2 separate regions of the Mus musculus genome follow, and region 2 is linked to region 1. The links are chromatin loops, found by intact Hi-C in ENCODE. Cell type or tissue: left cerebral cortex. All regions are shown on one strand.

What was found. Peaks named below come from ENCODE experiments on the same cell type or tissue, not always from the same donor. Only the 100,000 strongest peaks of a DNase experiment are listed, where the experiment ranks them.
Region 2: a loop joins it to region 1, with 2.8 times the contacts of the local background. A loop is called at or near these places in 2 of 42 quality-filtered maps.

Annotation. Positions count from the first base shown.
Region 1 is chr2:124,605,233-124,613,232 of GRCm38, forward strand. It overlaps a transcript of Sema6d not described here. Among named protein-coding and RNA genes, the nearest start is that of Sema6d, 44 kb to the right of the region's middle. In left cerebral cortex, CTCF peaks have their summits at 286 (motif pointing right), 3,479 and 4,878; DNase peaks (open chromatin) are centred at 3,535, 4,653, 5,087 and 6,925; H3K4me3 peaks cover 3,989 bases; H3K27ac peaks cover 3,368 bases.
Region 2 is chr2:124,715,247-124,723,246 of GRCm38, forward strand. Gm34484 (a long non-coding RNA gene) reads right to left here and starts at 5,722. Exons shown (of 5, transcript XR_003953897.1): 1 at 5,618-5,722. In left cerebral cortex, no CTCF peak of the experiment used is centred here; DNase peaks (open chromatin) are centred at 4,660 and 5,669.

The DNA.
Region 1 (8,000 bases):
TTGGACAAGCCTATTATTACAGCTGAACACTAATAAGGCTTACTATTGATTTTTATAGCAGAGTATCAATTTCTTCCTGTCCCCCATTCGGAATGCCTTCCCTCCCTCATATTTTAGCTGTGTAATTTGTAATAACTCCATACATCTGATGTTAGGAAACTGTCTATTTCGCACCCTGACTGAAAAACAAACAGAAAAAGCAAAACATGTATTTGGAAAGATATAAATTACCCAGAATCCCATTCTGTTTTGTTTATTTGTTTTGTGTTGTGTTTTTAGCCAGTAGGTGGCTCTAGTGGCTTCTGGCAACAAGTCACATTTTGTGCCTCTAATGGCTGGACACTTCTATAGAGAGAGAATTTGGTGATGTTGAAATGATCAGAGAAACACTATCCTATCACCCTAACCAGTAACACAGACATTTGCAGCTTAAACAGTGGGGTTTATTTTACTATAGATTTGCATGGGTTTAAATAAATCTTATTCCTTATAGCTTACAAGTGACTCAGACAGTTGTGTGGATGATAGGATGTATATAATGTACAGATAAAAGGATGCTTAATGCTCATCTTTTGTCTGTCTTCAAAAAGACCTAGCAATATTAAAAGCTGTGGGGAAAAATAGTATTTGAAAGCCTCCAGTGTCCATGCAGTGGCTCCTGTGAAAGCATTAGTAAAAGTAAAGTGATTGGTTTGTTTCCAAAAATGCACGGTGCATTTTCTTTACACAGAGCAAGTGGCAGAAATTATTCATGCTAAGGTAGAATAGTAATCAAAATAAGTATTTTTTTTAAAAAAGTAAATTTTTATCATTCCAAATATGGGCATGGCTATTGCCACACTAGCATAAAACAGCAATAGAAATGAATTATGTCAGTAAAGTCTTGAGGCTTAAGATTTACCATGATAAATATTTTTCATTAAAATGAAATATCTTGGCAGAGTCACTTTCATATGCAAACTCTTGACACAAGGAGGCCAGCTGTGTCTATGCAGATGCAGAGACGTGGGTCTGTATTATTAATGATTTATTATGGCATGGAGAGCTTAGATTAGTTTTGAAAGCAGTCCCTTGCCACAAAAACACTTTCTATAATGTGTGAGTGTAAGGAATAGGGTGCGTGCATTCCAAACTGAAGTCATCAGAGAAACTGCCTCTCTCTTTGGAATTCTGATATATTTTAAACCATGAAAATCTACATCCTACACTATGTTATTTGTGAAAATTCATGCAAAACATTGTTCCCATCAATTGAATAATAGTATGAATATCTGAATTAAAAGACATAACCCATGCAGACAGGAGTAGAGATAGAACTGAACAAAAATCTATAACACACCCATTGAGTCCTGAGCCTCACATTTCCTGTGAGTCTGAATTGAGTTTCTGATCCAGTTCTGTAGCATCCCAGGATTGCATTGCCTTTGTGATATCTAGAAAAGTATTGTCTAGTGTTTATTCCATGCCTGCTGTACTCCTGGCAAGAGGTTAAACATGTCACCTGTATTATACCTTCCAGTCAGCCACAGAAGCCATTTAAAGTTTTATTAGCATGCTTGTTTTGCAAATAAGGAGACTGAAGCCCACTGTGGTTAAATAAATTATCCAAATCGCAAATCTACTGGGAAGTGGCTGGATTTGAATGCAAACTGTATAAACTCCAAACACTTCATTCTTAGCGGTTGCTATTCAGACCCCACTAAATAAGATGGAGCACACAAAACCTAATTACATGTGCGACATTAACTAAATCACCTACATTTCTTTCTTCTGCTTCTTTGTTGTTGTTGTTGTTGTTATTTTGTAGGTTTCCTCACCTTTAACATGGTGTTAATAATAGTATTTCCCTCATAGAATTGATGCACACTAATATTTTTGAAATGCTTAGAACAGCTTGGCAGATGTTAAGCATGGTATTTGTTTCATAGGTTTAACGGTTTAATAGCTAGTCGTTTAATGGTTAAGAAACTGCACTATTTGATAATTGATACATTTTACTGAGAATCACACGCAGAGATTTTCTGTAGATTTTAGATTCCCTTTTATACTTACAATTCAATTGGAAATGAGTTATTACTTATCATTGATGGGAAAACCACACAGAGAATACCAAAGTGTATTTGTTAGCCAGGTAGAGTCAGCCTTTGGGGGAGGGGGGTGAAAAGTGTGTCTATCCAATTCCTGCCTCACCCGACTGAACAAACATCCTCAGTGGGACTTTAAGACCTTGGGGCACAAAGTCGGTGCCTAGCATGCATTACTATGGAGGGCTATCGAATATAGCAGTAACACGCCTTTCTTATCTGGCCCAGAAGAGAGTATGAGAATGTTGCAGGCTCTGGCGCCACACCTGTTCCACAAGTATTTACTGAGTGTGCCCCCCAGTGCTGGGCACCAGGCCTGTCCAGGAAAGGAAGAGGAGAACCCTGGCCCATTAACAAGTGTCCAGTTGGGAGACATCCTAAGCAAGATAAATTAAATAACATTTCATAACAGAGAAGACAGTCATTCCGGCCCATACAGAGGGTTTGTGGGCTGAGGGTACTCTGACACCTAGACAACTTGTTGTTCAATCAAGAAATCAGAAATGAAGCTGAACCACTTTATAGGATACCAGAGAAAGCAGGAACATCAGGAGAGTGTGCTCCAGTGAGGGGCAGAGTGTGAGCCAATGTTAGTGCCTAGAGTGCAGAGTGGGTGGGAGAACGGGAATTGGCAGAAGTTAACAGGATTAAAGAGCTGAATGGTATGAAGTGGACAGAAATGATGGGAATCAGAACCACTGCAGTGACAGCCGCCTGAGTGCTTTCCTTGGATGCTTTTCTACTAAAGACTAAATGAAGAGTGTCATTTTCCTCTCAACACCCCCCAACTCCCACCCTTCCCCCTCTCACACACAACACAGACATGGTAAATCCTCAAGAGTAATCTTTGACCTTTCTACCCATGTCATGCTCTGGCCTCTCGGCCTCCGACAGAGCAAACAGAAGGATGACTCTGAGGTCCAGGCTGATATTTAAAGTGAAAACATGTAATTCATGGTTTCAAAGGACCCATCAGCATATTCTCCAGCAACCCACCAGACCATCATTCCTTTTATTCCCGGATTTAAAGACTCGGTCTGGGTAAAACTGTAATCTCTGGGTATCTTTTCCTCTAAGGCTGCCCACATGTGCAGGAACCCAATTTATACTGAATGTTGTAACTCACTCTTAGTAATCTCAATGCTCCAGAGTCTCTTCTGCTTCAGCAGAAGGACTGCCTCAAGTTTGAAGCCAGCCTGGGCTAAATAAGCTCCAGGCTAGCCTGAGCTACAACGTGAGATGTTGACTGGGGGTGTTTGTGGGGGGTGGATTCAGGAATCTGAAATGAACCTTTGCTGCTCCTGCAGACATGGGACAACTGGCAAACCTGTCGGGGTGGCCGGTGACTTGTTTCCTCACTTGGCATCTTCACAGGGTGGCCAGTACCACCCTCTGCCCGCAGAGCAGAAAACAAGAAATAACTGCTGGCCAGGAAACAGCCCCAGCTTTCTGGGTCAGAAGTTGGCCAGGGGAGGACCTTGACTGCCAAGTAACTTGCAGTGATGTCAGAGCCCCACACAACCAGAAAACACCAGCCAACCAGGAACAAAAAACTTAACAGCAAAACAAAACAAAACAAAACAAAACAAAAAACAAACAAAACAAAAAAACAAAAAACAAAACCAACACTGAGCTAGCCTCGGAAGCTGCTCTTTCTGTCCCCCCATCCCTTTCTTGTAACAGGAGGAACAGGGTGGGGGGGGGGAGCTTGCATTTTAAAAGGGGTTGTCTTTTTTGAAGTTCCTTTTCAACTCCAGGGCAGTGTTCTTCCTAAATGTAAACATATATCTATGTGCGAGAGAAAAGCAGGAAAAATCATAGACAAGAATATGCTTCCATGCCGGGTCTCTCTTTCCATGGTAATTAACCACACTCAAAGGAAAACCAAAAGTTTGGCGGAAATGCTCTCTTCTTTCTCTCTCTTTAAGAGAGGGCATCAGGGTTGATTCCAGCCACTTAGAACCCTTAAGTGATACATGATTAGATTGGAAACTAATAAACATAGCCCGTTCTTGGAAATGAACTTTGAATTAAGATCCTCTTGTTTGGGAATAAATGATTCTTTTATTTCATTTATGACAGTCCGTACATCTTAAATGATGTCGCTTCAAGGACATTTTCATTTCTCCCACAACGTATTAAACGAAACACTTGCCTGTAAAACCGGCTCATTAGCCTGCAAAATTACACTGTACTGAATGGCTTTCATTCAAAGTGGAAATAAGATTTTTAGTAGGCAATTTCTGTATTTTCTAAAGCTACAGCTATGTTTGATTGCGTCTTCCCAGCTGTTTTACTTGGTGGTTATAAAGATAAATGGGGGAGGGGGCTTGTAAAATGAGCCAAAAAATAAATCCTACACTAGAAAACTAAGTCAAAACTTCGGGGTACAACTGCGCCCATGGCACCACTGGGCTGCAGCAATTTGTCCTCGGGACGTCTGGGGGAGTGTGGGAGAGTAGTGAGGGCGCCTGGAGGAAGGGAGAGGAAGGGAAGGGAGAGGCGGCTTTGCTGGCTACAGAGGCGGCGCCAGCTGGGCGACCCGGCTCCGGGAGGCGCGGGAGGAGCCGCTCGGATAAGGTGGGAGAGCCTGGGCGCGCGGCCGTGCGCGATCAGGGACGCGGCGGCCACCGGGGTCGAGGCCGCGGCGCGCGTGGGGCTCTGGGCGGCGCTGGCCGCTGTGGGAGCTGCAGAGTGGCCAGGGAGCGGAGATCTAGGGGAGCGACTCGGAGATGGATCGAATTACACCATTTGCCGAGCAGCGGTTTGTTTTGCTCGCGCTGGGTCCCGCCGCCGCCGCAGCCGCCGCCAGGGCTGGAGCGAGTGAGTTTCAGGATAGATCGCAAGACGAGACCCGAGACCGTGGGATTGCTCTTTCTGCACACTGTCTTGATTGGCTCTTCTGTCTGACCGTGACAAGCTTCATTTGTCTGTTTTTAAAAGCAGGCTTCCCCATGAGAGGTAAGACAGTCGCCCAAGCTCCGCTGACGCTCTGGGTGCGTGATGGGGGTGGGACCCCGAGCCGGGAGCCCGCAGCGCAGCTGTGTGCGGACGCGTGTGTTTGCGTGGGCGTAGCGTCGTAGCTCCCGGGAGTTCATTGCTCTCCCAAGCCACACGGTCTCCAGCGGTGCCCGAGGCGCCAGGGGAGGTCTGGCTGACCAGTCCCAGCTGGCCGGTGGGCGGCCTGGGGGCGGGGCGGGGCAGCTCGGCCCTCCTCCTAGGCGCACCCCTCCTCTGAGGCGCACCCCTAAGGGAAGAAAAGACACCCTGGGCTGCGAGGAAAAGTTTCTTCTTGGCAGGGCCGGCTCGGCGCCGCTCCGCAAGCCGTCAGGGTGAGCCCGCCTTCCTCGCTGCGGGGCTTGGAGCCTCCAGCCCGCCCGCAGCGCAGCCCGGGCCGCCGGGCCAGCTTCGGCCGGGAGAACGCAGGGACAGCCTGGGAGTGCGGAGCCACTGACTGTCCACGCGGGGACCGTGAGCACCCACTCGCGGGTCTCCCAGCCACTCTCCCCCGCAACTTTGCGTGCTTTGTTCTCTGGCTGAAAAAATGCTCCACAGAAGCGCCATAGACCGGGTCTCCTCCAGGCGGCAAGGGCTCGGCCGGGAGACGTGTTACGCTCTCAGCTCCCCATCAATTATGGATGGAAACAAATAAGGAAAAGTCAATTTTGTATGAGCCGCGTCTTTCGCAGCCAGAGGCGTCTTGTAGCCTGGAGCAGAGGCAGGCAAACCGAGCCCAACAACCAGGTAGGGAAACTTCCAGATTCTGCTGCAATGACCCTCTGTAGAAATCGAGGCAGTAGCTGCCCTGGGGAAATTTGGAAGCGCTTTCAGCTCCCAGTCGGGCGTCTAACTCTTGGGTTCTAAGAACTTGAAGGTGTGGATGCAAGCTGAGTTTGGAATTTTTTCTCATTATTCGGCTACCAGGACCATTGTACTATTTAAATCTAATAACTTGGGATTTTTTTTGTTTTGTTTGTTTTGGTTATTTTGGTGGTGTTGTTGTTTTCTTAAATGTGGAGCGCGCTGGGGAAGAGGTAGGGGAAGTATTGCAGTAGGGTCTGAGTTAGAGCACTGGGGGAATTGGACTGGTCAGTAGTCAACTCCAGCATCCTTAGAGAGGGACCGCACATCGTTGTTATAGATATACGTGCCCCCCCCCGACTTTGTGTACAGTAACCGGACCCCGTGTCAGCCACTAAGGCTTCTTTTCCTTACATGCAACGCTGCATCTGGTTAGTTGTAGGAAAGGTCGAGGGCTACTTCCTCTCAAAACTAATAGCTATTACGAATTTTAAGTCCGCAGTACCAAAATATATGTGTTTCCCCCTTCCCTCTGCTTGATACTTGGTGCAATAAAGTAGAATCTTTTGTTTATTTCAATGCTGAGGTCTCAGGGAAAGAGTTAACGTTTTTATTCAGTTGCTTTAGTCTCTGCCCCTTGAAAAGGAGAAATATTCCCTTTGGAGAAAATCTCCAAGGCTTTTCTTCCAGTATTGTAAAATCTTAGACAGCTGGGGGGAGTGTTTTACTGTCTTTTTGATGGCATAAAACAATAGATTCTGGTGCTGTGTTTATTCATGATGTTAAGTATCTACCCAGGAAATTAACTTCTCTTTAGTAGTGGTTAATGTAGTGAGTGACAGACTCATTCTCTCAAGCTAGCATGTGTTACACACAAGCATTTATCCTGACTTAGATACCTAAACATTACAGATAAGCTCCGAGATTGGGCCTGTATAACTAGAAACCTAAATATCTGAAGATGCACTACAGCTCATTCCTAGCTGAGATTTGCTTTGCTGACTGCCAGGGTTTTTGTTTAGGTCACTGAGATATGCTCCGAGAAGACAGTTAAATGCATGGTCCTGAGATTTCTCTACTGGCAATGCTTAGGTAGAGCAGCAAACCACTAACACTTCTTACTGGAGCCTGCAGAATATTGGTACCCATCTAAGAATGCCACATGGGTACTCATTCTGAGAAGCCTTTCTGAGATGCACTCGAATATGGGCAGGAATACTGTGATGTCTCCATCACCAGGCATCTGGTTAACTTGAGTTTGATTTAGATCTGTGGGCATTTTGCCACCCCTCCCCCCTTCTTTTGATGCCCTCTAATAGTACCCGGCACCATCTGGTCATGCCTCCCTTGGTTTGATGGATTTGAACGATGGCTGTGACGTCAGCCATAGTCCTTAGAGTGAGGGCAACTTAAAAACCCAGAAGACTTCGGTTCACTGGCCTGCTGCACAGGAAAGGCTCTGTCCAGTAACGAGTGTGGGTAAGTGGGCCCCTGTGTCCTGTCTGGTGGTTTCAGTTCCTTGGAAGGCCATGAGCAAGTAGCTTGGATTCAGAACTTTGATTCCAAAAAAACCCCTCATGATTGTTGAAGACTTAACTGCGTCTGAGGGAGCTCTTCCTGCTGCTCTGTCATAATGAACCGTGGTAATTAGCTTAGTCATTGTTCTTGCATGTGAGTCTCACTAAGATACAAAGGGTGAAAAATGCATCTGAAATAGGGTCATTTTTCACTCTTCGGATGCACTTCATGCAGGACTGAGAGCCGGCCGGGCTAGATGCCTGACCAGGGTTAGTGCGACCCTAGGAGACAAACTCCTACCCTGACACGCTGCAGGACAAAATGCTATCTTTTATTTCTGTTAACGGTCTGTAAGCTTGCATAGACTAGATTTACTTCTAGAAGAAGCAAGAGGCAGTTGAGGTAGGCCAACCCATCTGTGTTCATTGAGTACCTGTCATCTGCAAGGAGCTGTAACCATGAGCCAACACCCTGTGGCCAGATATGTTTTTGTCTATTTACCTTGAGCAACACTACTGCCTAGAAAACCAGATCTGGGGGGGAGGGGGCAAGAAATATAAATATATGTCTCCTTTTGTGTAAATTGCTCTATGACCA
Region 2 (8,000 bases), 110 kb after region 1:
GGAAGGAAGAGGGAGAAAGGAGAAAGGAGGCTGGCTACCATGGCCTTTGACAGTTTTTCTTGATTTTTGCTAAGAAGTACAAGCATGCCGTATCCTGTCTGTGTTATTTGTTCCGAGTCATCTGGTCCAGTCATACTATTCCAGAGGTCAGCAGAATGAAAAGGCATTTCTCTAAGTCTAACATGTTAATGCTAAAATGCCAATTGTTAAGTGAAATTATATTGTTTCCTCCCACCCTAGCAAATATGTCTTCATTAAGTAAAACTGAAAAAATAACTATACTACTATGTTTGCTAGTCCTTTTTCTTGTTTTTTTTGGGGGGGGGAGTGTAGTAGATGGGTGATTGTTCTCTCTCTCTCTCTCTCTCTCTCTCTCTCTCTCTCTCTCTCTCTCTCTCTCTTCCTTCCTTCCTTCCTTTCTCTCTTTCTTTCGTAGTACTCAGACTCAAACTGACATTCAGTTTTAAAATATTGCTAGGAGTGGTAAACTATCTCAGACAAGTGAATGCAATTATTTTTATTGCTACAGATGTGCTTCAGTATATAAATTCGCTATTGAAATAAAGGTATGTCTAACTTACTGAGTATAATATTTATACTTTGGCAAAATCCTATATTGTTTTTATATAATTGTGTCCTCATGTGTGTCTCACTGTTAGTAAAGTGACATTGAATCAGAAGTGTGACACACTGGTGGCTTTTCTTGTTCTTTTCATCACAAGTACACTAGCAATTTGCATGCTTAGTTTCATTTTTTAAAATAAATTTTATTTTGTATTTTGTTCTGAAAACTACTGAAGATCCAACTGTTGGGTCCCATATGTATTATTGACATCTGTCACCTCCTGTTCTAGGTAGGTTGGGATGTAGGATGCTAACAAGGATGCAGGAGTTTAGCCATCCTAAAACTTGCCTAGGGGTCAGACAGAAGGCTCAGTGACTAAAGGCGCCTGCTACCCTTGCACAGGACCTAAGTTCAGTTCCCATCACCCATGTGACAACCCACAACAGTCTGTAACTCTCATTTCAGTGGCTCTGATGCCCTCTTTTGGCCTCCTTGGCAACCAGGAATGCATGTGGTACTGAAACAAAAACATACACACAGGCAAATCACCCATATACATAAAAGAAATTAATTTAGTTTATTTAATTTACAAAAACCTACTGGCTACCACTGGCAGAAAGTATCCATGATTGAATATCAGAAAAGATGATTAGATGACTCCCAGTCATCTTAAATTCCAGCTCCAGGGGACTGAGCTCTTTTGACATCTTTTGGCACCTTCATACATGTGCCACATGTTCATACAAATACATTTAAAAAAATGGGTAGGCAGTATCATTTAAATTTGTTGGTTACCATAATGCATGTCTGTAAAAATTTGCACCAGTGCATGGGACCTCTTGTCTATAAAGCAGCCTCTTAGCACAGCCTAAGAACATCCCAGTTTGGAGTCAACATCCATTGTTCCTCCAACAGCACGAGAGCAGAAGAGTCTCCTGTGAGCCAGTTTCCTCCTCTCTCCACTTCCAATAACATGAGGTGGGCATAGAACCTGGACCCTCTGCTCCCCAAGGCGATGCTCACTGGTTGAGCGATAGTGTGCTCCCTTTCAGAGGGTTCAGACACTGAGAGAGAGGGATCAGAATATGTTGTTCCAAACATATTTATTTGACATGTTTTCAATTGCCTATTGTAATTCCAGATCTCAGCATATGCAGGAAGAACTCTGAAGGGCTGTCCTTTTGGAAACAGAACTCTAAACATCTCTAGGGCAGTGATAGCTTAGCAAGAATTTTTCCCCCCACAGGAAGAAGAGTAGAGATCCAACACCTGGCCCAGTTAGAGATGACCACAGGTGGCTGGCTGGGACACTTAGCTCCATCACAGGACACCCCTTGAGGCTGTCCTCCTCCTCTCTGCAACTGCTCAGAGCATACTCTTACTTCCAGCAGCCCCATTGATGTCCCTTTGTTTATCCCTCTTTAATGACCAGCTACTGTCTGGCCCCTTTGGATCCCACACTTCTTCTGTGACTCCCATACTCAGACATGTTGACAGCTGTTACCGTTTTTTTCCCTGTTTATCTATGCATTGTCAGCTCAACCCAAAGACTAAAATTATTAAAATTTCAGAAGGAAAAGGGTAAATCTAAGACATCCCTGCACCATTGCCCACCACGCAATTCCTTTTGTCTCACATCTAGCCTCTGCACAGCCACCTCAGGCACAAATTGTGACATTTTCTGTCCCAGCATCTTCCCCTGCCTCTTGGCACCCAGCTTCATGACCCTAGGTGCCTCCTGTGTGTTCTTTCTTTGCATTATCTTGTCTCCCCTCCACCACCACCACCCTGCCCCCTGTCGCTAGCTGTCATTCAGCTCTCCACATTTCCTGGGGTTATTATCCAGAAGATAACACCAGTCTCACTTGGGGGTGCATTTTATTTCAATAGTGCGTACTTCAGACACATCTTCAGCACCTCAAAAGAATACACCATAAAAATGAATTTTATGCAGGTGACCCTATCTGGTAGGACCCACCATATCCCAAAGCCAGGAGGACTTGGGGAGCTCTGGCTTTTTTGTTCCTTCTGTTACCTCCTTACTCACAGCCTGGTTTCCAAATCAAAGTTCACACCCATCTCCCCATCTCCCCTCCAGACTCCACCTCAGCTTGCAGCCCTTCTGCTACTGTGCCCCAGCCCGGAACACCTTTTGTGCTCACCTCAGCTTCTGGCAAGTGTGCTTTCCAGTCCCATCTTCTCTGACTTCCCTGAGTTTTCTCTAAGTTTGGGGAAGACAGGCTCCACGTTTTCTCTCAGTCTTATGTCCCTTCCACACCCACATCCTTCCCATTCCCTGTGAGACTTCAAAGGCAAGCCTTATGCACTGTGCCTTCTTGGTGTTGGGAGTGAGGGTTGTGGTTGACAGCTTTGATGCAACAGGGACTATTTGGTTCTCAGCCCAAGCTTTGGTACTTTGGCATCCAATTGTTTGCTTATTAAAAAAAAAAAAAAAAAGATGCGCTTTGGGCTAGGGAGCTGGGTCAGTTGGTAAGGTACTTGCAACAAGACCATAAGAACCTGAATTTGGATACCTAGCACTCATGTTAAAACCCTGGCACAGACAGAGCTGCACACCCAGAGGCTGGAGAGATAGAGGCAGGATTATTCCTGAAGCTTGCCAGCCAGGCAATCTAGAAAAGTCAGTGAGCTGAAGATTCACCAAGACTCTGCCTCAGGAAACAAAGTAGATAGAAATAGAAGAAAATACCACTAGCCTCTGGTTTTCAGAAACAAGGAAACACCTGTACACATGTGCCTGTATACAAACAATAGTGACACTTACCTGGGCCTATCAGCTCGGGACTGTAAGCCCAGCTAAATGTGAGGCTGAGGTGATGGATCACAAGGTTTGAGGCCTACCAATGCTACAGTGAACTCAGGGACAGCCTGGGGAACTTTACACAAACTTTGTGCTTAAGCAAAAAGCACAAAAAGTCTGGGAATATAGCTATATGGTAAAATACTTGCTTGGTATGCATGAGGCTCAATCCCCAGTGTGACAAGAGGACAGACAGACAGACAGAGACAGAGAGACAGACAGACAGACAGAGATAGAGAGAGAAGTAACACTAAGTTCTTGGCATTAATTAAAGTAACACTAAGTTCTTGGCATTAATTAACTCCGTGTGCTTGGCCAAGCCAGTTATACTTCTCTGAACCTCTATTTCCTCAAATGGGTGTGTGCTAAACCCATTCCCATCAACAGACTGTTATGTGAGCTATGCTGAAGACTGTCAGGAATGAATATTTCCTTCATGATATGATAAGAAGAGTGGGTTGTTTTGGAAAGCACTGTTGACATAAGTTTGTGCAAATAAATGAGCATTCCCATCTCTGCTGACTCACATGGCCGGCTGAGAACAGGAGTTTGCATGGCAACCTGAGAGGGGGTGAAGGGCGTGCTTTCCAGGGCTTCACGCTTCACGGTGGGAACGCTATGCCCACTTCTCCGGGAGCACTCAGCACAGCTGGCCACTCCCTCTACTGCCTGAGACAGTCAGAGATGAACTCTCTGGACAACTGCGGGCTCAAGGATGGTTATCAACGCACTGGGGACAGCATCGAGTGTGTCTTCCTCTTACCTTTGTTCATCATTGAAGCTGAAACCTAGAAGAAACCCTAAAGGAAATGAGAAGGAGAGAGACAAAAAAGGCCCGAAGCACTTCCCCTGGACTTCTGTCTTATCCAGCTCTCGGGAGTCCTAGGGAATACCTGCTTCTAAGTCAGTGAGCGACCTTAGACATTGCCTCTTCTCTCTCCCTAGCCTTCCCCTTCACTCTACCCACACTTTGCTCCTGAGCTACACTCTAAGGCTCAGATCCCTGACCTAGCAATGATCCTAGCCACACCTGGAGCTGTAAGAGAGGCTGACAATGTCTCCCAGCTGCTCCTCTTCCCCAGAAAACTGCCTCTGAGGACAAGAATCATCTTGCTTTAAAGGGTAAAAGAAAAAAAAAAAAAAAAAACAAAACCCTCCTCCCTAGAAATGTGCAGCCAGCAGGTGTGAGAGATAAGAGCCAAGTTCCTTGCCTAGAAGGCAGAGCTGTGCGGACTGTGGCCTGTGTTCTAGAACCTTCCTTCCATGAATCAAAACACAGCTCACCCACACCCTCCCATGTCCTACCCTGAGTCAGGCTCTGACTAAGAAACACCGCCTGCTTCGTTTCTACTTTTCTCTGACATCCTCTATATCGCCTTTGTAGAAAATCCACTTTAACTAGAGCGCAGGTTAAGTGTCTGCTCACTCAGGTTGAGTGTCTGCTCAGCCACACTTGGGAGGCGGATCACTAATTTCCGGGTTGCTGGCCCTAGGTACCTGACAAGAAGCACAGTAAGCAAGGAAGATTTATTGTGGTTTATAAGCCCAGGGCAAGGCATGGCGGCGGAAGTGTAAGGCAGCTGGTCGAATTGTATCTAAGGTCAGGAAGCAGAGAGCAGACAGGAAGTGGGGCTAGACGGTAAAACCTCAGGCCCACCCTTCCAGGGGGTGCCCTTTCTCTGTACAGGGTCTACGCACTTCCTAAAGGTGCACTTCCAAAATACCACTGCCAGGTAGGTGACCATGTACTCAAGCATGCGGGGGGGCACTTCATATTCTAACCAGAGGGGGTTGCACAATCCTGACATGCTTGCCTATAGTTGAAGGCTCGCACATCAAAAGGCAGAAGTGAGGTACTGCCTAAAGGAGGGGCACTGGCTTTGATTTACAGGGACTCCTTTGGCTGAGTTCTTCCAAAACTCCCTTTCTCAGGAATAAGTCGGTTTAGCTCTCTATGCAGTTTACCGCTCTGCCAAATGGGGGAAGGGGACAGATTAAACCTTAAAGTCTCTTTCTATTTTTTTTTTTTCATTCTAGGATTTTGTGACCGATTTTTCTCTTTCCATTTTGACTCAGGGGGAGCGCACAGGAGCGATGTGTGCCCTTCGGCTCAGTGACTCCCTCTCTGTCACCCCAGCAAGGAAGCCCCACAAGCATTGCACTTCGGGTATTTATTCAGCACATAGTGCTTTCAAAGAACCGCTTTTGAATAAAATGGTCCAAGCACCTACTTTTTGGTGGGAAGCTGGCAGCGGAGCTTGCTCATTTCACTCTGGCAACCACTCAACATCCGCTCTTCTTGGCTTTCTGCATTCATAAAATGATGTGAGAGTCTGCTGGAAAAGACAAAACCTGCTCAGATCAGTGCAGAACTCATTTGTAAAAAGGAGGGCGCTTGTTGAATCAATCGTAAGCCACATTGTTCATTTGAGAAGTGAGGAGTTCACTTGCCTTGCTTTTTAACTTCAAAACGTCTTTGCATCCAGTCCTTGTTCTGCCTTTCCTGACGCTCTTGTAAGATAGCATTTTTTTTTCCTACTTGGAAAATGAAGAAACTAAGTCAGAGTGTGGGTGTGTGACTTGATTTTAAAGTGACAGAGAATTGATGTCACAAGCAGGCCTGGAGCACAATGCTTACTTAGTTCTTAGCTGCCAGAATTCAAGCCTGTTACATGTCACTTCAAGAGAGTCTAGAGGTGGCATATTTTCTATGCGAGCAGTGCCTCAGATGGTGGGTTATTGTTACACAAAGAGGAATGGTATATAATAAAAAACTTTTGAGAGACACTGGGTTATGTAGAATTCTTGAAAATAAGGCACATGGGAGCAAGAGCGATGGTGCAGTGATGAAGAGGACCTAGTGCTTGCAGAAGACCTATGCTCAGGTCCCAGTGTGCATGTCAGGCAACTCCCAGGAGCTGGAATTCAAGGGAATCTGATATTCTGGCCTATTTGGGCATTGCACAAATATGTGCAAGCGTGTGTGCATGCACACACACACTTACAGGCACTTAAAATGAATTTAAAATACTTTAAAAATAATATACCTCGGTGCCTTGTTCTTGAAGCCTTCTGCTCAAGGCAGTGTATATAGTGTCCTTGGCCACACAAATCTGACTTCCAGAGGACATTGCATCCTGATATTTATGGTACTCACAGTTGGGCTAATTGAATAACTTCTGGTACCAGATAGATAGAGCCTATTAGCTCAACTATTAGAGCAAATCAGTGCTCTAATAACCATGTTTTCGAGGTGGACTGTGGGCACACATGTGAACCAGTAAACCCTGATTGGCTGCAATGTTATGTGTGATCTCCAAACATTTTGGCTTTGCGAAATGTATTCACAAAGGACTTACAGTCACTCTGATTTTATCGTGATAATGTTTCCAGTAAGCTGGATGAGTTTTGAAATATCCAACAGTCTGAGAAGTGAAGGTACAGCAGTTCTGACACAGCCTGCACTCTTAGTTAGAGACCTCATTCATCCTGCTTCTCCTGAGCAGTTCCATGACCCTCCAACCTTCTATGATAATAAGTATTTGGTTCTCCACATATAACAAAATCCCAAGGCTAACTGTCATCTCCATGCAGATGCTAGAACTCTTACAATTAAATACTGAGTATTTAAGTTGGAATCAGTTTATGGCTCTTTCCTGATATCTGCTCTAGACCTTGATTTTGACCAAATTTGGACATCAAATTGCCTCTTCTCACGGATAGCAGCTCAGGTGCCCTCTTTGGAGCTTCTTATACAAATCCCTCTCATTTGGAGGAGTAAATGGCTCACTCAGAAGGACTGAGTCACAAAGGCTGGCAATGGAAGTATGTGGGGATTAGCATCAGTGAGACATACCTGGTGAGCAGAGAAAGGAGCAGAGAGACATCAACAGGCAAACTGCCCCCCCTTTTCTCCCTGATTCCTTTGCAGAGCAGAGGAGCCCCTTGGCACATACAGAGCCCTGCAAGTAGCCAGCTGGTGTTCTTTGCACACCTGGGGCTGCCTGAGAAGCCACTGCACTTCACTCGCTTTGCCCGCTCTCGTGACACACTCTTTATACCCCCATGGTCTACCTCGGTGAAACACCAGCACTTAGACACTGCCTTAGGTCTGCTCTAGGGGATCTGGCTGATAATTCTGTTTGTTCAAGGGTTTTGCCCCTATTGAAGAAATCATACCTTATAAACAAAGAACCTTACTCTGTCAACTCCTCATACAGCACTTCTCCTTACCCAGTTGAATATTTGGATTTATTTCTTACAGTTTTTCTTCTTTTATATAAGCTTGCTATGTAGGATAGGCTGGCCTGGAATCTGAGATCCTCCTGCTTTAGCTGAGTGCTGGGTTTGGGGCGTGTCACCACACCTGGGCCCTCTGGAAGGTAGGAAAATGCTGACAGTTTGCTGTTTATAGCCTTGTGTTTGTTTCTATCGGTTCTAAAATAGATCTGTTCCCACATCTTTTGTGTTAGCGACAAATGTAAAAAGAGTCCATTACAAAACCAATTACACTCTAGACAACATATTGCTAGATTTCATCATCACTGAGGCATGAGGAGATCATGACCTTCTGCCCGAATCTTGTTCAAAGGATGATCTGTATTCTAGCAAAGA